Linked DNA regions of Homo sapiens: region 2 is linked to region 1. Evidence: chromatin loops called from intact Hi-C (ENCODE). Cell type or tissue: stomach. All regions are shown on one strand. Each heading gives the region's core, and the rest is flanking DNA. Links, peaks and the distances in the headings are about the cores only.

Region 1 (10,609 bases), core at 1,086-9,085:
ACAAACCTGCACGTTCTGCACATGTATCCTAGAACTTAAAGTATAATTAAAAAAAAAAACACCCTAGATTAGGCGGTTCTGATGGAATTGTTAACTGCAGCGGCAATTAACTGCGAGTGGCTATGGGATCTCTGACCCCTGATAAGGTCAGATATTCTAGAATTGAGGTGGTGATTCTCTGCAGGTCTGCTTAAGTGACTCCTGATTCAGAGAAGGGTAAGGAAAATGAGATCCTCCCACAGTCCTCCCTGAACTGTTAATATTCTATTCCAACTGCCACCGGGTTCTTTCTAGAGAATAAAAAATGAGCAGCCTTCTGGACCCCCAGAATGAGCTAGTGGTTGTTGCAAAGCCACCAGCCATGAAAATAAAATTATTTACACATCCTTTTTGGTGGTGTTTCTTTGAAATCTGTTGATTAGAAAAGAAAAAAAAATTCATGACCTAAGTGAACGCCAGAGTAGGACAGGGGGAACAGAACAGATGATATTTATGATTGACTGAGAATTTCAATCTCAGCAGCTACAAGGATGAACTTGGGATCACTGGAAATGGAAATAGTTGACTTCACAGATGGTAGGCGGCTCTTGTCAGTGAAGACTGTTCTGAGCATGAGCCTAATTGAGTAGCTCCTATCTGCATAAATTAACCTCTTTTAAAACTATGATATTCTCAGGAGAATTTTCAGAGTAAACATTTAGAGTGTTCCGGATCTCTTCAGTGGAAAACTTATCATATCACTGGACAAAGGTTAATTTCACTGGTTCAAAAATGATACATTGGAAATTCAAACAGACAATGATGCAGCTTAAAAATGATGCAAAAATTTGATAGCTGAAGATGTACTCTCTTTCTGGCTCTCGGGATGCTCTTCTGCATGTTCTGTTTGAACAGCTCCTTGGGGAAAACATCTGCCTGCTTGAAATCTTACTAGAAAAATAACTTCATTTAAATCTTTCCTCATAGCCCTCTCATGCAAATTTCAGTATACAGTAAAACAGGCTAAGAAAAATTAAAGCAATTAGGTATGTTTAAATTAACCTGATAACATTTTTTAAAAATCTATAGTAATTTTTATATGCAGCTACATGTTTAACACCGAATAGCTGCCATTTTCTTTAGACTCTTTTGAACTGGTCCAAAATACCTAGAGCTCATGTGATAATGTTGGGCCCAGTTGCTCCTGGGAACTGTAAAACTAGACACTGCTAATTAAATTGACATGTGTATGCCCAAGTATAGGGCTCACACAGTAGAAAAGAAAAAAAAAACACTTTTGTTTCTAAGGGAAGAAAATTCTGTCAGGCAAGGGAATCAGAAATATCTGTTGGGGCTGAGCCATAAACATGAGAAGGAAGAAAAATCCATAGTAGACCCATGATACTTGTAGTTTTCTTAAGAAGTCTTGGGGTCAACAAAGAACTCATTAGTAATGCTGTCAATTGAGCATTGAAGTGAAATTCAAATGCTCTTTCTTCCTACTTCTAAATTTCAATAGTAAATATTTAACCATTAAAAAGAATTCAAACGGATTAGGATACAATAAAATAAAAATATTTTCTCTCAACCTCTACAGTCCCCTACTCCACTCAAGCTTTATTCTCCAGAAGCCACAGTATTTAATCTTATCTGGTTTTATTCTTCTAGTGGCTACCTCCATATATATAAATTACATGATTACAGCAACACTTCTTGTACTTTAAAAAATGTAAATATATTCAGTAAATTCTCATTATGAAAGATGAGGAATTCGGCATACTTAATCTTCTCTTCATTTCATTTTCCACTTCTCACTTTTTCTTAGTTGTGCTATAAAGTTTGGATCTTACTGGCTGGGCCCAGTGGCTCACACCTGTAATCCCAGCACTTTGGGAGGCTGAGGCAGGCGGATCACAAGGTCAGGAGATTGAGACCATCCTGGTTAACATGGTGAAACCCCATCTCTACTAAAACAAAATACAAAAAATTAGCCGGGTGCGGTGGCGGGCACCTGTAGTCCCAGCTACTCAGGAGGCTGAGGCAGGAGAATTGTGTGAACCTGGGAATGGTGTGAACTCGGGAGGTGGAGTTTGCAATGAGCCGAGATCACACCACCGCACTCCTGCCTGGGTGACAGAGAGAGACTCTGTCTCAAAAAAAAAAAAAGTTTGGATCTTATTTTGGTTACCTGTATACGTCTAAAAAACATACTCCAACCTGTCTTATTCTGTCAACTTTAGACAGTATGTGCAGATACGACTTAGGAGAGGAAATTATGGTTCCATTCATTCCTTCTGATAGCAGTTCCATTACTTTCACACTGTTAAAGTTTCCAGTGTAGTTATCCCTTGATATCCCTGGAAGTTCCAGGACCTCCTTGGGATCCCAAAATCCATGGATACTCAAGTCCCTGATAAAATATAGCATAGTGTTTGCTTATAACCTACGTAAATCCTCTGTATACTCTAAATCATCACTAAATTATTATAATACAATGTAAATCATTTGTAAATAGTTGTTATACTGTATTGTTTAGGGGATAATGGCAAGAAAAAGGAATTTTTTTAAATGTTCAGTAAAGATGCAACCATCCATTTTTTTTTCTTCAAATATTTTCCATTCAGGGTTGGTTGAATCCACAGCTGTGCAAGCTTGGGATACAGAGCAACAATTGTATTTACATTCTACTCCTCTGAAATGAAGAGGGTCTTAGCAACCCACAGGCTAGTACCCCTAGCCCTTCCTTGATAGATAACAACCTTTTTATAGATCAGTTCCCAGTCTTATCCTGGTGATAAATTCCACCGCTGTTAGGGGCTTGAGAAAACAGAGGTGGGGGTGGGATATTGCTTCACAGACAGACCTTCAGTTACCCCTAGACCCCTGCCTGGCTGCCCACTGCCATCTTCACTTACCAGTTTGTAGCTTCAAAAATATGCTGAGCTGACTGGGAAGAGTGGCTACTACCTCTGATGCTGAGTGGAGACTTTCTGCATGCTTTCTTATCGATAAATGTAATCTTACCAACTGGCCATCTTCCAGAAATTTATCAAAATCTCTGTCTGGTTGATAGATTCCCTGTACTACTCTTGTCCTTTTGTCATTTTTCTTTTCTTTCTTTCTTTCTTTTTTTTTTTTTTTTTTGAGATGGAGTCACCCTGTCACCCAGGATGGAGTGCAGTGGCTCGATCTCAGCTCACTGCAACCTCTGCCTTCTAGGTTAAAGTGATTCTCCCACGTCAGCCTCCCAAGTATCTGGGAGTAGCTGGGACCACAGGTGCATGCCACCATGCTCGGCTAATCTTTTGTATTCTTGGTAAAGATGGGGTTTCACCATCTTGTGCAGACTGGTCTCAAGCAATCCACCCACCTGGGTCTCCCAAAGTGCTGCATTACAGGTGTGATCCACCGTGCCCAGCCTCTTGTACTTCTTTACTACTGACATTTTAGTGGAATTTTGGGGAAGAGAGGGAGTAAAACACATGGGCTTGGGCCATCATCTTGACTAGATCTTCTAATTCTTGCTATTTAGCCAAGGCATTTGATTCTCTTGTTTAAGTAAAACTTGGAATGAATGCAGTTCAGGTGAGTCATTCCCTGTTCAAGGACACAGAATTGCTTCCCAGAAAGTCTTTGCCCCTTCTTAGTTTTTTCAGTGCCTTCCCCACCTTAGCATTAACACAGCCAAGTCATAACCTTGCTTCCCACTACTTCCTCATGAACCCTCTGCCTAATCAAACAATTGATCACCATTTCCTGAAAATAACTTTATTTTTTCTGTTTATACTTTTATTCTGCCGTTCTCTTCCCCTGGAATTCTCCTCCACCCCAATACCTGATAACGGAAGTGCTATCTAGCCTGCAGAAGTACAGGACGATGATCAGCTGCTTCTAGGAGCCTTCTCCAACCTCAGCCGGAGGTCCTCCCTTGCTCCTCTGTGATCACATAGCAGTTTGTATCTTTCTATAGGACTTATCACGGTCACTTGGAATTTTGGTTATTTGTGCACTATCTTATTTTCCTTCACCCATAACCTCGTGGAGGACAGGGCATGTACCTTAATCACATTTGTATTCTCTACAACTCTTAGAACAGTGGCGGCTCAACAAAGCCTCACAGATTTCTCACTGGAGGAAAATGCCCTTTTTTTTCTGCTCCTATATATTTGCCAGACATGTTTCTTAAGATTCTTTCTATATCGTAGGCATTGTTTCCCCAACAGTATGTCTTAAGGATTTTTAGTATCCATTCCTCTTTGCACTTGAAGATGTTCTAGTTAGATGCTCTATGCAAACATAGATGAGGGTTTTAGTGTGGGGTGAGCTGGAGATGATTAGAAGTGATTGAGAAATAAAAATAACTTGTGAAGGTATTCCATTGTTTTGCCACAATGGCCTCCTCAAGATTCTGAACCGCCGAATATTAATACTATGGGAGGCTTGGAGTAGAACCTCTAAAGGCAGGTGGGATCATAGCTGAAATCTTTGCCTTTCCAAATTACCCCAACCCTGTAAATCAAGGGTATGTATTAGGTGTATCAGAGCCAAGTTATTCTTGGTTCTGCTGCAGTTACAAACAACTCTTAGTGACTTACAATACAGGTTTTTGTTCTAAGTTGTTTTACATGTCAGGTGCAGGTCAACCATGGCTCTTTTCTGTATGTACTCTTCATTCTGGTATTCTGATGGAAAGAACCTCCTATCTGGGATGTGCTGTCTTTGTGGCAGCAGAAAAAGAGTAACGGCAGCACTGCAGCATGACCTCAGAACTTCTACTCTAAAGCGACATGCATCACTTTCAGTTACATTTCATTGGCTCAAAGAAATCACATGGCCAAGCCTAATGCCAGATGGGCCAGGGGAATATAGTCCTTATTTGGAAAAAAATAATATAAATGACTTTAACTCCCAAAATAAGTGACAGTGGCAATAAGAACAACAATAATAAATTGTAAGTAAAGAAAAAAGCTACAAACTGGCACTTCCGTGGGCCAAACACTATGTCACATTGTACCTTATCCTTAAAACAGCTCTCTCTGGGAAATGGTAGGAAACATACTCAAGTTAATTTCTTAGCCGAAGGTCACCTAGCTAGTTAGGTAAAAAAACTAATATTCTGAACCAGGTCTCCTGATACCCGGTAAAATGTAAATAAGTTTCCTAGTAGTAAAGCCATCAGGGCTGTGCACAAACACATAAAGCATGCCAGCGGCATGTGAAAATGTGTTCTTAAAGCCCGACGTTATTCATACTTTTTGTTCCAACTCTTTATCTGAAGCTGCCTTGTCAGTCCCTGACCTTCTAGCTTCTCTCACCCAGGAAACCTGGGGGTCATCATCATTTATTTGACATTGTTTTGGGGGGAGAGCTCGCTTTTTTGGCTCCATTGTTTTCTGCTGTGCAGAGCAAATCCTCCAGGGCCTAACCAGACATCTCAAAATCTTCCTCCCATACACGGTGATGACACCAGCAAAACACAAATGCTATTAAATTTTGGGGGTGGCTCCTTTTAAAACAGGTTTGGCAAAGTCAAGCTACTCTTAGTGACCCTCTATAAATACTCATAGGCAGGGATCTTTAAGATAATTTATTACAAATAGAAATTGTTCCCCCTTAGTTTCAAACTGTCATCTGTTAGGCAGTCCTGGTATTTCATTTTAATGTAAAAAAAGATCTCTTAGTGATATACTCTGATAATTATTGAAATCTGTCACCTATCACAGGGAGAACAATATTGGCAGTACTCCAACTCTTACTGGAGGCAAAGCACAATGGGGCAAGAAGGTAAATATTTAAAGTAAGGAAGCTTGGTTTTTACAGTGAACAACACTGAATCATACATTGCAAAATGTTAATAAAATTAGCAGCCTGTTTATCAGCTTATCTGCGTCATGGGGTGTGGAGGGGTATTGACAATGAAAAGCCTCATTTATCTTCATGAGTTAAATTGCCTGTATAATTCATGAACCAAAAGCAAAGCAAAAACCAGAGCTGAGACCCAAGTTGGTTATATAGGTCAGCTCTAATGAGTTTAAATGCCTTCTTTCTTCCAGCCTCTGGCCTGCCTCTGTGTCAGGCAAATAGAGTTGATTTTCTTAGAGTTCACTTCAGCTCTGATTTTACATCAAAAGTGGAACATCACTTTGTAATCATTAAGTATTTTGCTTAGATATTAAATATTAAAGTTCCTCTGATTGCTAGGCCCATAATTAAGACAGAAAGGAAACCTGTTATGTTACAGATGTTTTCCCATTTGGTAATCATGTGTTGAAAGTAACCATGAATATAGATATAGCCGTTGCTCTGTATAAGTGGGAATTACTGGGGAGACTCTGAGACAATCAAGAAAGGCAATTGAGATGTGTGATAGTAATGCCAAAGGAAAGGGGAAAGGCACATGTGTGAGCAGGAGTTTTGGATGGTGGGGTACAGGCAACGCCGGGTCCCCTGCTTGGATCTTGATAACTAGCAGAGGTGAGTGGATCCAAATTCAGTTGCGGATTCCTTCCTGATTGCTGGGGTCCCTTGGGCATGCTATTTAGAATTTCACTTTTCTCACCTGTAAAATAAGGATATTAATGCTTCCCTCATATGACTGTGTGTGAATTAAAGGAGGTAATGAGTGTAAAGTCTTTAGCACTCAATGATTCTAGCTATTATTATCCCCTAAGCTATAAACTGTATGAGAACAGGGATCTTGTCTGTCTTTTTCACTACCATATCTTTGGCCCGAGAATGATTTTTGGCTTCTAGCAGACCTTCAACAAACACTTACTGAAAGAATGAATAAACAAATGAAAGTAGTAACTGAATAAAAATGAGAAGCTTGAAATAAAACAGTGTGTCAAAGAAACTTGTTCCTGAAAGAAAAGAAAGATAATTCTGGTTCTGTAAAGGAAACATGGATATGAAGAAGTAAACTCCAGAGTGGGGCAAACCTGTTTCAAATGATCTTATAGAATCAGCAGAAATAAGGGTCTCACAGGAAAATAAAATGTCTGTATTATATCAGAAAGTGGTTTCTTTTGACCTTTTTTTTTTTTTTTTTTGACAGAGTCTTGCTTTGTCACCCAGGCTGGGGTGCAGTGGCATGATCACAGCTCATGGCAGCCTTGACAGCCCAGGCTCAAACAATCCTCCCACCTCTGCCTCCTGAGAAGCTGGGACCACAGGCATGTGCTGCCCCACCTGGCTAATTTTTATTTCTTTATTTCTTTAGTAAAGATGGGGTCTCACATGTTGCCCAGGCTAGTGTCTAACTCTTGGGCTCAAGAGATACTCCTGCCTTGGCCTCTGAAAGTGCTGGAATTATAGGCATGAGAAACCCAGCAGAAAAGGTTTCTAATATTATACCTTATGAGTCAGTAGAGGGATGTCCTACAATGAAGGTGAGGGCCCCTTGTCACGAGGGAATGGTAAATGTCATAGGAACTTGTAACAAGGCAACACTGCACTGGGCTAGGCATTCCCAGAGACAAACTGACTATGTTGTTTTGTGCTTTTGACTTCAGTTCCCCGAAGTATAGGCAGCAAAAGAAGACAGCCTTCCTCCAAGAGCCCCAGGGACATAGACTTTCAAACAAGTTTTTCAGTGCTATACCTACATATACTTGTTTGACAGCAAGACACAGTCAAGTTTCATTACAATGTGTTTGTACAGCTATGGTTGGCTGCTATTGGAAAAATCCCCAAGGTTTTGCTGAAAGCTCCGTACTCTGACCATTTAAGGTGCCCTGAACAATCAGACTTTATGATTTAACTCTTCTAGGCTTTTAAGATAATGAGTTAGGTGTTAGAGGAAAGGACAGCAGCTAAACAACCCTAAAACCAACCTGAAGTGAAGCTGTGGCATTTCCAGCTATTGAAAGCCAAATATAAAATATAAAAAGCCTTGCTGAGGGTATTTGGGTCAACTCTGTAGCTTTCAACAGGGTTCTAGAATACAAGTTTTCACAAAACTGAGATTTCAGTAAGAGGGTTAATAGGTTATTATGATCCAAGTCAAAGTGACGTGATATTCTGGGATGTTTGCAGACTGCTTTTTGATGGGGTACAGTAGAATTACTCAGCGCATATTAAGTATTAGGTTATATAAAGCTTAAGGCAAAGTAAAATGAAGTCATCTGCATTTTGTTGAAAAACGAGTTGCTAAAGTCTCCAGAAATTAGTCTAGAAGGGGTGAGTGAATAGACCAGACAACAGCAGAACCAGTAGTTGCAGTTGACCCCAACAGCTTTGATCCCGTCAATCTGCGCTGCTCAGTGCTGCTATCTAAAAGACTAGCTCAGAAGGGCAGGTTTCCTTCTTTCTTCAGGTGGTTCCTCAAGCTTGTTCACCTTCAGTAAAATCACCAAAAGCAGGTGGAGAATAAAAAGTGTAACAGCCACTTGAATGGTGATGCTACTGAGAGGAGGAATAAAGTGCAGATGTCAGTTGGCTCCAGAATTTCTGTTTGGTGCTTTGTATGGGAATTGATCTTCCCACAGACCAACTGGCAATGATTCATTTCACAGTTACCCCAAACTCACTGGAGACCTCACAGTTTCTCTTCTAGTGTAAATCTGAGCTCCCCTCCTGAGCAAATTATGAAGTGTCTCATAGGAAAGACAATGTCTTTATTAGGAATATCATATTCCCTTCCAGGGGCCAAAGGAGGAGAGGTCTCCAGATTTTTACCAATCAGGAGGCATTTTCTTAAAATTGGGAGGCAAAGACTGTGTCTAGTTTCACTCACTGTCTACCCATGCCTAGTAGAGAGCCCTGCACATAACAGGCACTCAGTAATGCTTGCCGAATGAATCACGCTGAAATTCATGGGGCAAGTGATACTTAATCTCTCCAACAGGTATTCTCTAGAGAAGGTGGTTTCTTGAAGGAAGCAAAGTTTGTTTAAAGCTACTTCATGAGGGCCTTCTTTAGGAGCAAATGCCATGTTCTGCGCTTTTCCTGGCTTGACTTTATCAGGTTTCTTTTCTTATGTGTGAGGTTCCTCATCAATAAAAATACACACACATTATCCATCCAGTCATTTGATCATGTCTCAAAAACACAAGAAGGCAAATATCCACACTAGACCAATAACCAAGCAGGAGAAGACTGTAAGGAAAGATATCTCCTTTGTAAAACAAATTCCAGGGTGGGGCTTGTATTAGGGTTTTGTTGAAGGACAGAACTAATAGGATAGATGTATATATGAAGGGGAGTTTATTAAGGAGTATTGACTCACACATTCACAAGGTGAGGTCCCACAATAGGCTGTCTGCAAGCTGAGAAGCAAGGAAGCCAGTCCAAATCCCAGAACCTCAAAAGTAGGGAAACCAACAGGTCAGCCTTTTAGTCTGTGGCTGAATGCCCAAGAGCCCCTGGCAAACCACTGGTGTAAGTCCAAAAGCTCAAGACCTTGGAGTCTGATGTTTGAAGGCAGGAAGCATCCAGCATGGAAAGAAAGGTGAAAGCCAGAAGACTCAGTGGGTCTGCTCTTCCATCTTCTCCTGCCTGCTTTATTCTGGCCATGCTGGCAGCTGATTAGATAGTGCCCAACCAGATTAAACATGGGTCTGCCTCTCCCAATCCACTAATTCAAATGTTAATCTCCTTTGGCAACACCCTCACAGACACACCCAGGAACAATACTTTGCATCTTTTGATCCAACCAAGTTGACAGTATTAACCATCACAGGGCTGATAGGAGAGCCTCAGGTGGGCAGTGATGCTGATGTAGTCCAGAGCCCTGGGTTCCACTTTCCTCTGGAGCATCTTGTCACTGCCGTGGCTGTGGCTGACCAGGCTCTTGTTTGAGATCTCCCACCTCTTATCTCACCCTTCTTATCTCAGAGAGACAGGTTGGAGCTTTCCTCATCTTTCATAAATAATGAAAGAAGGATAAGGCAGGAACATGAGTGCTCAATACACATCTAATAACAGTACTTTCATTTAATGCCAAATTTATCATCCACACAATAACAGAGAGAGCCTTGAAACTTAGGGAGAGTGTGGAGGTGGGTGGGAGGTATCTTTCGTCTTAGAGAGAGAAGGACACTTCTGGAATGTTCTAAGGAACTGCAGTTGCTGATTCAACACTGAGGGTTCCTGGTGACTTAGTGGCTTCCTCTCCAGGGCCTTGCCTGCTGCCTCCTGCGTCTGTCTTGTGCTTCAGCAGTTCAGTCCTCCTTTAGGGTGCTCCCTGACTGCCAGGCACAGCCTATTTTCCAGGCACCCAGAGTGCTCTCATGCCCATCCTGAACTGCTGATCCAGGGGGCAAGCTCCTGGCTCCATATGGCCCCTTTTATTCTTTTTTGTTCCTCCCCTATCTGCAAGGATATGCAGCCTTCTAAGATGCTGGATTGTAGCATTCTAACAGGCTCATTGGAGTAACGGGCTCAGATGACAGTGCTGGGCTGCGACCCTTCCCACCTGCTCCCAGCTGACATTATCTACCTCATCTGTAGTGGGAGTCAGAAATGTGCTTGGTTTTGATTCACAATTGGTTTTGGTCCAAAGACCACACTTAAGAGGGAAAAAAAGGCCTTGTCGTTGGTTATCTGCAGTTTCTTTCCACCCTTGGATATATTTAGTGGCTTTTAGAGAAGAAAGTAGGAGTTTTGGTAAACTGACTTTTAATAAGACCAC
Region 2 (10,609 bases), core at 1,756-9,755, 96 kb after region 1:
GTTGGCCAGGCTGATCTCGAACTCCTGACCTCAAATAATCCAGCCACCTCAATCTCTCAAAGTGCTGGGATTACAGGCGTGAGCCACCATGCCATGGCTGTGTCTTTGCCATCATTTTCCCTTATGCGCTTCCCATTGGAGAAGCCACGCCTACCCTGGACATCTCTGTTCCTGCGCTCTTGTATACATTCTTCCCTCTTTCTGAAACACTCCTCTCTCTTTCACGTCTCTTCCTCATATCCTGAAGCAAGACTCTTACTATTCCTATTGCTTCTATTGCACTTTGCAATAGCTTTTGTTTTAGCATTGGCCAGGGTCTCTCTTGAAATTAGAAGTATTTGTTTACATGCCTGTATACTTCACCAGACTGTGAGTCCTTGGAGCACAGATTCTCTTGTTTATTTTCTCAGCTTTGTGTCTCCATAGTTACTATAAATTGTGCCTTGCAGATAGATGCTCACTAAATATCTCTTGAAATCTAACATCTGTTGAACCGTTGTCAGTATTAATAGTTAACTTTCAGTCATACATACCTTTTCCATGCAATTAAATTACAAACTCTTTGAATACTATTCTTCTACATTGTAGGAAAATACTTGAAAGTATTATGATTGAAATTTTGGGTGATATGATGAGAAGTAATATATATAAAGGATGGCTTTTTTAAAGTTTTGCACCAAAACTTTGTATATGTAACTTATATAATGACAATTATTAAGTTGTTTCTACTACTACTGGGTTAGGTAATACAGAGAACAATTTATTTTACTTATCTTCATTATCAAATTCCAAAAGATAATAAATGTTTTAAGAAGAGAGTAACAAATATTTTACTTGAAAATGACATTCGGATTTTACCAAGATTCTTGTATATTTTGGAAAACGGCATCTGGAATTTACTAAGAGAATATAAGCTTCTTCATGCTACCAATGTGTAGGATATTGCAACTTTTAGAGGGAATATTCTGTAAAGCCTGCACATATTAATCACAGACATATTTTGAGGGCTTATGCATTAGTCACAGTCTTCTAAAGCTTACCACGTGTTACTTAATTATGTGACAACTTTTACATTTATTATTACCTTCCCCATGATTTTACAGATGAGGAAACTAAGACAGTGTTTATGTAACTTGCTCGAAGTCACACAGCCTCTAAATGGCAGAGGTGGGCTTTCAGTCCAGCCAGGCTGACTCCTGGTGCTGCACACTGGTTCACTAGTTGATATTATGGGAGGGAAGATGTGTGTGTAGGCAAGGCCAACCTTCCATAGAGGTCATTTCTGTCCCATATCAGCAACTTTGGGGTGGTGCCAGGCAGCAAGGAGGCCATGAAGTACACCTCGTGGAACTTGCTCCTACTTCTACACGTTCTGTGGAATCATTGCTGGGAAGCCAAGCAGTTCCTAGAGAACACATGAATTTAGTAGGAAAGTGATTCAATCTTCAAATGAAGTCCTGAGTTGACTAAAGTTGATTCAGCTTAACAAGGTGTCAAGGTGTCAACCAGGATATTAATCACACTTTGTCCCTCCAGCCATGACTGACACTTCTTGGGAAGCTGGGACCTGAAGGCCCGGGGAGGTGTGCTCCTGCTCCTGAGGGCTGCTCTGCTGGGTTTTCAGAGCACTCCCTCTTCTCACTGATTCCTTGCATTTGTCCCTAGTCTATAACACTTTCTGCTCTATTTAGCCCCAAACCACGTGCTGGCTACAGTCAAAATAGTGTCCAGGAACATACAGCCTTAAGGTGAAATTATACTGCTTCCATTTCAAATCTAGTCAGCTAATGTTGAATAATCGCAGCTCATGTCGTTTTTGTTGTTCTCAATTTTTAAGGTTGATCTTGGTTTTCCATATGATTTTATTACATATAATGCTATATAATATAAATATATATATAATATGAAAAACTATATGGTGTATGTATAATACAGCTGACTTGTTATAATAGTGTATTTATACATGATTGATATAAAGGCTGAATGATAGATATCAGATAAACAAATTGCCTTACCTGATTATTCACATCCAATACACCACAGCTAGAATCTCAGCTCTGCCATTTACTAGCTATTAACTATTTAAAGCACTTGAAATTCTTTAAATCTAAAATGAAGTTAATGCACCTATGTCATAAGATTATTGCATCTATAATTTAGAATTTTATTTTTTCCTGAGTTTCCTGGCTCTAAGAAAATTTGATTTAAGGAAATCCAGTATCTCTCATCTTGAAATCAAAAGCCTTACTAGGGAAAGGCACAGATGTCAACAGAAGCGGCAACCATTCACCAGCAATTCTCCCATGACTTCTATGACAAATTTCCTATAGTTGATCTGGAATCTACGTGACAGATTGTTGGTGCCAAAGGCTAGCAAACTCCATCTATGTGAAGTATGGTCCTTTTGAAAAACAAGTGAATCCAATTAAAGAAAAAAACAAGAAACAAACCCAGAAGGAGGAAAACAAGGGGTTTTGATTCTTCGTGTTTACTGTGTTAACCCAATTGTAATGCAAGAATCAGAAACTCTAGGTCTAGATAGGATAGTAAAAAGACACACATGTAAATAAGTCTCAAAGTTTTGCTCCTTTATTGACCTCCATGCCCAATTATATCCCTTCCCTAAAGTCAATGGATTCTTCTGTTTGTTTTTTTTTTTTTTCTTAGCCCTTGGAAACACAATCCAAAACAACAGGACCATAATTATAATATATTTCCATTTCAGACTTTTGTACATGTAATTATGTTTGTGTTAAATTAGATTAAATGTGAAACCACCAATCTGCTTCTTCCTTTGTAACCTTTTGCATACAAAGTTTATCATCCTGACAAATAAAAGGTCCCTTCAACCTTGACACCTAAGAGGAAGAGCAAGTTGCATTTTTCCAAATTAGAAAACAGCCATCAATCATGTCATTTAAAAATGAGGTTAGATACTCGATGTAGCTTGAATTCTGTAGTGGTTTGGAATTCAAAAGATTAAAATATGACTCAGTTTAACATTAAAAGAGGAAAGTTAGTGTATGTAGACATTACAATTTTGAATCTATGGATTCAAGTTAAGCAGATATGATTTGAACCCTTCTTGTTTCTCTGACGGTATGATTAAATGAAATATGCTAAATTTAAAAGGGAATAATTTGCCATCCTTCCAGGGGGAAGGATACATTCTTCCCTCTTCCTGAAACACTCACCTCTCTTTCACATCTCTTCCTCATGTCCTGAAATGAGACTCTTATTACTCCCGTTGTTTTCATTGCACTTTGCAATAGTTTTTATTTTAGCACTCACCAGAGTCTCTGTTGAAATTCAAAGTATTTGTATACATGCTTATACTCTTCACCAGACTGTGTCCTTGGAGCACAGATTCTGCTTTTTATTTTCTCAGCATTGTGTCCCTCTAGTTCCTGTAAATTGAGCCTTGCAGATAGTTGCCCACTAAATACTTCCTATTTGCATTTGAATACAGACATACTGAAGATAAAACTTAATGCAAAGGCACTGTGTGGGGACTGGAAGAGAGCTAGGCTGACAGATGGGGAGGGTCCTTTCAGATCCAGCTCTCAACATTACCTACACATTCAAGAAAGACCTAGTGCAGGGGGTACTTTATAGGAACTGCACAAGGCAGCACAAACAAACACAGCTACTGTCCTTGAGTAATGGAAAACTCAAATTCCTGCTATCAGCCTGAATATGTACTTTCTAGGCTTGCCTCTGTCTCTACTTCTCCATTATGATCTTTGCTCCATTGTTTTAGCTCTCTGTACTCTGGTTTTAGGACCTGTACAATGGAATCATATTTGCCTATAGGGAATTCAGGAAAAATGGTAATCTTGGAGATATTGATATTAATTCCACTCAGGGTGGGCCATGCAAGTCATCCTTTCTTTCCCAAAGTCTTTGGCAGAGCCCGGGAGCAGGGAGAGGTAAAGAAAGGCCTCTGATAAAAATAAAGGCCTGGAAAATCACTGGTGCCCCAGGCACATTCAACTATGGAGAGGAGATGAGAAATGAGGTCCTCCTCCCTGGGACTTATATCACCCAGGCCTGAGACTTCAGAAGATATTCTCTCCTTAGGAGTGAGTTTTATTCATTACATATTTTAGATGCCCTAAGGCACTAGGGCTGACTTCTCTCAGGGATCCCTGATTGAGAGAGTCTACACCAATGATTGCAGTTCCCCATAATTCTATTCCATGCATCTCATCTCTGATGACATTCTATCTTTCCAGCACATTTTCACTAGTAGCCTTCCTATCTTAAGACCCTTAATCACATCTGCAAAGTGTCTATTGTCACATAAAGGTAACACATCCACAGATTCTGGGAGTTAGGACATAAACATTTTTACAGACCTTAATTTTGTCTACAACACAGCCCAGTGTCAACAATCATTGTCAGGATGATAGATGATGTTATCTGCTTTCATCCTGAGGCAAAAAATGTCTATTTGTCTCTCTTTTGATGATGTTCAATGCCTAGACACATTAATTCATTGAAGGTTGCAAAATCGTGATTTTCAAATTCTTTTATTTTATTTAATTAGTTGGAATAATTCTATAAAGAGACACTGTTCTTCATCTACTATTTGGTTAATCATTAAAGTTTTTCTACAAAAGGGAGTATATGATGGATACTATCCATTTATTTACCAGGAAATAAATGAACTTAGTAGCTAACATTCTCCAAAGGTAACAATTTTTTATACGATAACGGACTCATGACTATAAATATATTTGGCAGGTTTAATCAATACCTACTATTGGCCTTTTTGGAGCACAGATTGTTTCTTATTTGTCCCATGTAAGCCTCTTCAAGTTAGCCCCTGCATCGTAGCAGTTTTTGTTTGCTTTCTTGCTATCTTCTATGAAAAGGTGTTTTAGGACCATTCTCCAAATCAGTTATTCTCCAAAAAGTATTGGTTTCTTTTAATGAGAATCACAGGATCACAATCTGTGCACTAAGAGATGTTTATTGCTTCTGGGTTTGTCATTTCTTAAGGTTTTTTTAGTGGACAGAGCTAAAAAATAGAAACTTTTGAAAAGACAAAATGCTTCACATTCTGACATTTCCAATTAAAATTTAAGACTATGGGGGTTCTACTCTTCAATACAGAAAATTCTGTTTCCCAAGGATGAGAGAATAATAGAACTGAAATATCCTGTAAATAGTCATTTGCTCTACCTCACGCTCCCCGCTTACAATCCAGAATATCCACACAAATACCATCACTATCAATGCAATTACTGAAAACACTTAAACATTTTGCCTTTGTTCTCCCAATTCCCCTCCTCTCATATTTTTATAGTAGTAGTTGTCAAAGCATATAGACATTAGACACTCTTCTTTTTCATAATTATTTTACTTCTCAGCTCTCATTTAATCTTTTTTTTTTTTTTTTTTTGAGACCTAGTGTTGCTCTGTCACCCAGGCTGTAGTGCAGTGGTGCAATCTTGGCTCGCCGCCACCTCTGCCTCCCAGGTTCAAGAGATTCTCATGCCTCAGCCACCCAAAATTACAGGTGCACACCACCACACCCAGCTAATTTTTGTGTTTTTAGTAGAGACGGGGTTTCGCCATGTTGCCCAGGCTGGCCTTGAACTCCTGACCTCAAGTGATCCACTTGCTTCAGCCTCCCAAAATACTGGGATTACAGGTGTGAGCCACTGCACCCAGCCTCATTTAATCTTAATTTTTCAGGTAACTATATATTTATTGCATCCCCAGTCCTTATGTCAATGTCTCCAGTCATTTTTATTACCTTAAACTTGCTTTCTAAAGTTTCTTCAGGAAGATCTCATGGAAGCAATATTATGCATGTTTATAATACATTGTAAACAATTTATACCAGAAAGTCAGTTCAGCTGTATGGAAAACATTTGTTCATATTTTCTTTCTTTGAGTGTAAATATGTCATTCTATCTTCTGGTAAAACCAGCAGTGTTAAAAGCCTGATGATAATCATATTTCCTTTGTAAGTCACTTTCTCTGTCTGACTAGATAGTCAAACGACCTTTTTTATTTATCACTAAAGTTTGGTAATTTTACTAGAATGTGCCTTGTTGTTGGTCATTCTGGGTTGATATTATCCATTACATGGTACGCTCTTCCAGTGTGTCTTTCATATATTTTTTAATTCTTATTTTCATTTTTTGGAGACAGAGTCTCACTGTGTTGCCCAGGCTGGAATGCAGTGGTGTGATCTTGGCTCACTGCAACCTCTGCCTCCCAGGTTCAAGCGATTCTCCTGTCTCAGCCTCCCGAGTAGCTGGGACTACAGGTGGGCGCCACCATGCCCAGCTAATTTTTGTGTTTTTTAGTAGAGACAGGGTTTTGCCATGTTGGTCAGGCTGGTCTCGAACTCCTGGCCTCAGGAGATCCACCCACTTTGGCCTCCCATCTTCTTATATTTTAATTTTAGTTTTCTTGAATTGCAGTTTTAGTATTTGTTATATGTCTTTGCTTTGGTTTTCTTCTTCAGGGATTTCTATTACCTGTATTTTGGATTTTCCTTGCTTATCTTCAATATTTGTCACTTTCTATTTAAATCTTCTTATCTCTTTTTACACTTCTTTTTTGGTTTTAAAATATTTTTCTTCTTTTCCCCTTCTATTTCTCTTACTGCATTATCTATTGTGCTTAATTTTTCTTATATGTCTTCTAATAGTCTTTATTAATTTTTTTTCTTTTATTTCTAATTCTTTACTGAGTTCTGTCACTTCATTTCTGAATTTTTATAAGTTTGAGTTTTGTTGTTCTTTCCTATCTTATGTCATTTAATCAAAGTCTTTTAACTCATTTTGAAATAGATAAAATTTGATCTGCTTGGTCAGCCTGACTTTCTGGCATCATTTTACTGTCTGTATGGATGTTATTCTACTCCTTATTCTTATTTATCTCATAATAGCTTTGCTCGGGATGTGTCTGTGATAGTTTTGATAACTTATTTTCTTTTGAAATTACAGAAAAATTTGTGGAACAGGCTAGTTTTTTTTTTAAAATTCCATAGAACATCCTCTTCTGTTGATTTTTTTTTTTTTTTGGAATAGTATTAGCAAATAGGGCAGCTTACTGAGATTTTCTGACTCTATTCTTTTGTCCTACTTTTATTTGGATCTTCTCTTTCTTTCATCTTAATTGTCTTTGCCTTGGTCAATTTTAATTTCACTCCTAGCAGTTTTTCCCCAGCAGATGGCTTTGTTATGGAGGGGAGCCCTGGTAGGTGTGTCAGCCTGGGGAGTTCATATGTCTGACTCTTCCCGACCCTTCACACCCTACTGAGGGCTCCTGGCACAAACGCACCCACTATTACATTAGGAAAACCTCTGTCAGTTTCAGCTGCTTTCATATTAGTTGGTCATGCTTTGCAGTAAACACCTGTTGGCCCTTTCGGGGTTTTCCTATCCACAGATCCATCAGTTGCTTGCCTCTGCTTCCTCTTGCACAGATTCTGGTAGCCTGCAGATCGGCTGGCTGTTGGTGATTCATCTCCACCTCTGGCATTTTGGGGTTGATAGAGATAATGTGTCACCTAGATTTATTATAATTTTTTTCCATTGGTTTTTGGTTTTACTACTGAGTTGCTTTGTCACCACTATCTTTCCAGAATGTTAGATTCTTCTACATATATAAAGAAAAATGTATTTATTGAAAATATATATTTATTTAAATTTATTTTAATGTATTACTAAAAGTTTTATTTATAAAAATTATTTTAAAATTTATTGAAATATTGTTTTTATTCTATGTATGTATTAAGATTGTATATGCTTTTTTTATAAATACAATTTTGAATACTTTAGATTTACTGAGAAATTACAAAGATGGTACAAAGAGCTTCCACATGCCTCTCACTCAGCTTTAGTGTCCCCAAATGTTATCATCTTACTCTGCCATGGCACATTTGTCAAAATGAAGAAGCCATCATCTTACATTCCTCTTGGCCAAACTCCAGACTATATTTGCATTTCACCAGTTTTTCCACTAATGACATTGTTCTATTTCCAGATCCAATCTAGGATACCACATTGCATTTGTTGTCACATTTTCTCAGTCTCTTCTGGCCTGTGACAGTTTCTCCATATTTCCATGTCTTTCATGGTCAATAACAGTTTTGAAAGGTACTGGGCCACGCATTTTGCAGAATGCTCCTCACTTCGAGTTTGTCTCATTCCTGACACATTATTATATGAGGGGGTTGAGTTTTGAAAAATACCACAGTGGTGCAGTGCCGTTCTCATCACATCAAGCACAGGGGTCATGAGATTCACATGACATCAATTGTGATGTCAACCTTGGTCACTTGGTTAAGATTCCATATATTTTTGTTGAATTATTAACTGAAAGTGTTTACCTTTCACTCTCCTTCACACAGCTCCAAATACCACCCACTGAATAGTTTCCTCAATCCCCTTTAAGACACTAGGAGGTCCCTTAGGGACTGCAGCTTTCTTCCTTCAGTCCCAGGCATACTATTTGAAATACTCTGAGTTTTGACCCTCCATCTGGAGAAGAACAGGCCCCTCTGTGTGTGACATGGTGTGGCTGAGGAACATACCAAACACTATTCCAGGAATAGCTTGACTTCTTGATAACCTTAAATTCACAATCATAAAGTTCACCTGAGGAGTATTCAGAGGTTATAAATTGTGAAATTAAGAGAATATATTGAAAAGTTTAAAGTGGATCATAGATTCCCTGCAAGCCTGGTTAAACTGACATCTGCTAGGATTTGGTTTGATCGTAATAAAGTACCAGCTCCCAAGGCATCTCTCTCCAAAGGGTATTTCAATGACAGAAATAAAGCAAAAATCTTATGTTTTCCTGACCTGTCAGATCCAGCTTGGCCATACATGATTTATTGCTAGCAATGTCTTTTCTTCCTCATTTAAAACAGAAACTAGAAAATTGCAAATACATGAACGTAGTTGGTTCATCAACTTAAACACATGAGGAAACAGAAAGGTAATGTTAGTAACACATCCACCCACATTAAAGACATCACAATAAAATGCACCAGCATTGGTGGTCCAGTGGGAAATTAAATGCCATGTTAGATAATAATGTTTGTATTAATCCTATTTGGTTTTGTGGACTTAAAATGATAATCTATAATAATAGTATTATATGTTTTCATTAAATTCCAAAGTCTATGAGATGCTTTTACATTTGGCTTCCTCATTTTATCCTTTCTTATCCTCTGTGGGGTATAGGTTCTTATACCTGCTTTATAAGTGAGGAAACTGAGGCTCAGAAAACTTAAGATTGGTATCCATAATCACATATCTTGCAAATGATGCCTGTAGTAGTTCATCAAATTGCTGTTTCCCCATTAAAGACTGATGCTCTGTTTTTGCTTTCATAAATATGATTTATTTTCCTCCACATGGGGTAAAAACACTTATTAACTCACCAACCATGAGGGAGAGAGACAGAGAGAGAGAGAGATCTAAAGGGACAACCTAAATAAAATATTATATAATAATATCTACTATTTATTTAGCAATTACTGTGAGCCAGATTCTATCATTGATTCTTAAATTACCCTGTAAGTTAAATCATATTCTTTCTTTTTGAATGAGAAGAAATGGAAATTCAGGTAGATTAGCTAATGTAAATGATACTAATTGCTGTATCACATTAGTCCCAATCTTAGTGGTTTAAGAGAATAAAAGTCAATTTCTTGCTCCTATAGAGTCTAATGCAAATGTCTCTGGCTGGCAAGTGGCCCTCTGTTGACCAGTAAGGGCTCTGGGCTCTGCCACCCTTTAAGGACGTAAAGTCTTCAACTGAATCCTCTGAATGTTCCTTTTAGAAATACTGTTTATACAATCAATAAAGGCTTTATAGGTGAGACAAAATTAGATTTCAGCTTGACTTTTCTGAGTTATATACATTTCAGATTGATGTTCAAATTAAGGCAAGCTTCCAGGGCACAAGAAGTTTTAATGGCCTAGACCTGGAAGTGACATATATCACTTCTGTCCACAGTGCATTTGCCAGAGCTTAGTCACACAGACACTTTAGGCTGCCAGAGAGGCTGGAAGACATCACAGAGTTGGGTTTTCAGTAGGGAGATGAAATGGGTTTTGGTAATTGTGTGGCATCTGTCACATTACATAACGTGTCCAAAGTCATACAGGTAATAATTGGCAGAGACAGAGTTTGAATTCAGTGCTGATTGAAAGCCTATGTTCTTTCTACCATATTATCCCCTTTCAAATATTTTAAAAATTAGTTTTACTATTTTTAAAGATAGCTGAAATGTTTCATGGCAGTATCAGCTTATGAATACAAATGCTGCCACTTTCATTGCAATAAACCCTATTTGGCTGAATCTTTAAGCCTCACTCTTCTGTATTGCCAGGCACCCTGTCTGGTCCCCACATTGTCCCTTCTCCATGATTTTCTCTGGGATTCCCAAATCTGTAAGTCCCATGCACGCACGTGCTCATGCATGCATCCCAACTACCACTCAGTGGCAACCACCTTCCATGTTCTTCCTTCCTCGAAGACGTAAAGTCACGAGATGCTTCATGAAGAAGGAAGACTTTTTCCTTACCCTTCCCTACATACTGTCACCTAATGAGTCATCTAATGAGACAAG

Evidence for each region. Hi-C counts contacts between places; a loop is a spot of excess contacts. Peaks named below come from ENCODE experiments on the same cell type or tissue, not always from the same donor. Only the 100,000 strongest peaks of a DNase experiment are listed, where the experiment ranks them.
Region 2: it touches region 1 in a loop (2.0-fold over the local background); 2 of 110 quality-filtered maps call a loop at or near these places.

Annotation. Positions count from the first base shown.
Region 1 is chr13:34,464,658-34,475,266 of GRCh38, reverse strand. The region is part of intron 2 of LINC02343 (long intergenic non-protein coding RNA 2343); the gene reads right to left. The region is part of intron 2 of LINC00457 (long intergenic non-protein coding RNA 457); the gene reads left to right. Among named protein-coding and RNA genes, the nearest start is that of LINC02343, 120 kb to the right of the region's middle. In stomach, for the core only: no CTCF peak of the experiment used is centred there; a DNase peak (open chromatin) is centred at 5,816.
Region 2 is chr13:34,369,548-34,380,156 of GRCh38, reverse strand. All of the region lies in intron 1 of LINC02343 (long intergenic non-protein coding RNA 2343), which reads right to left. Among named protein-coding and RNA genes, the nearest start is that of LINC02343, 27 kb to the right of the region's middle. In stomach, for the core only: no CTCF peak of the experiment used is centred there; no DNase peak of the experiment used is centred there.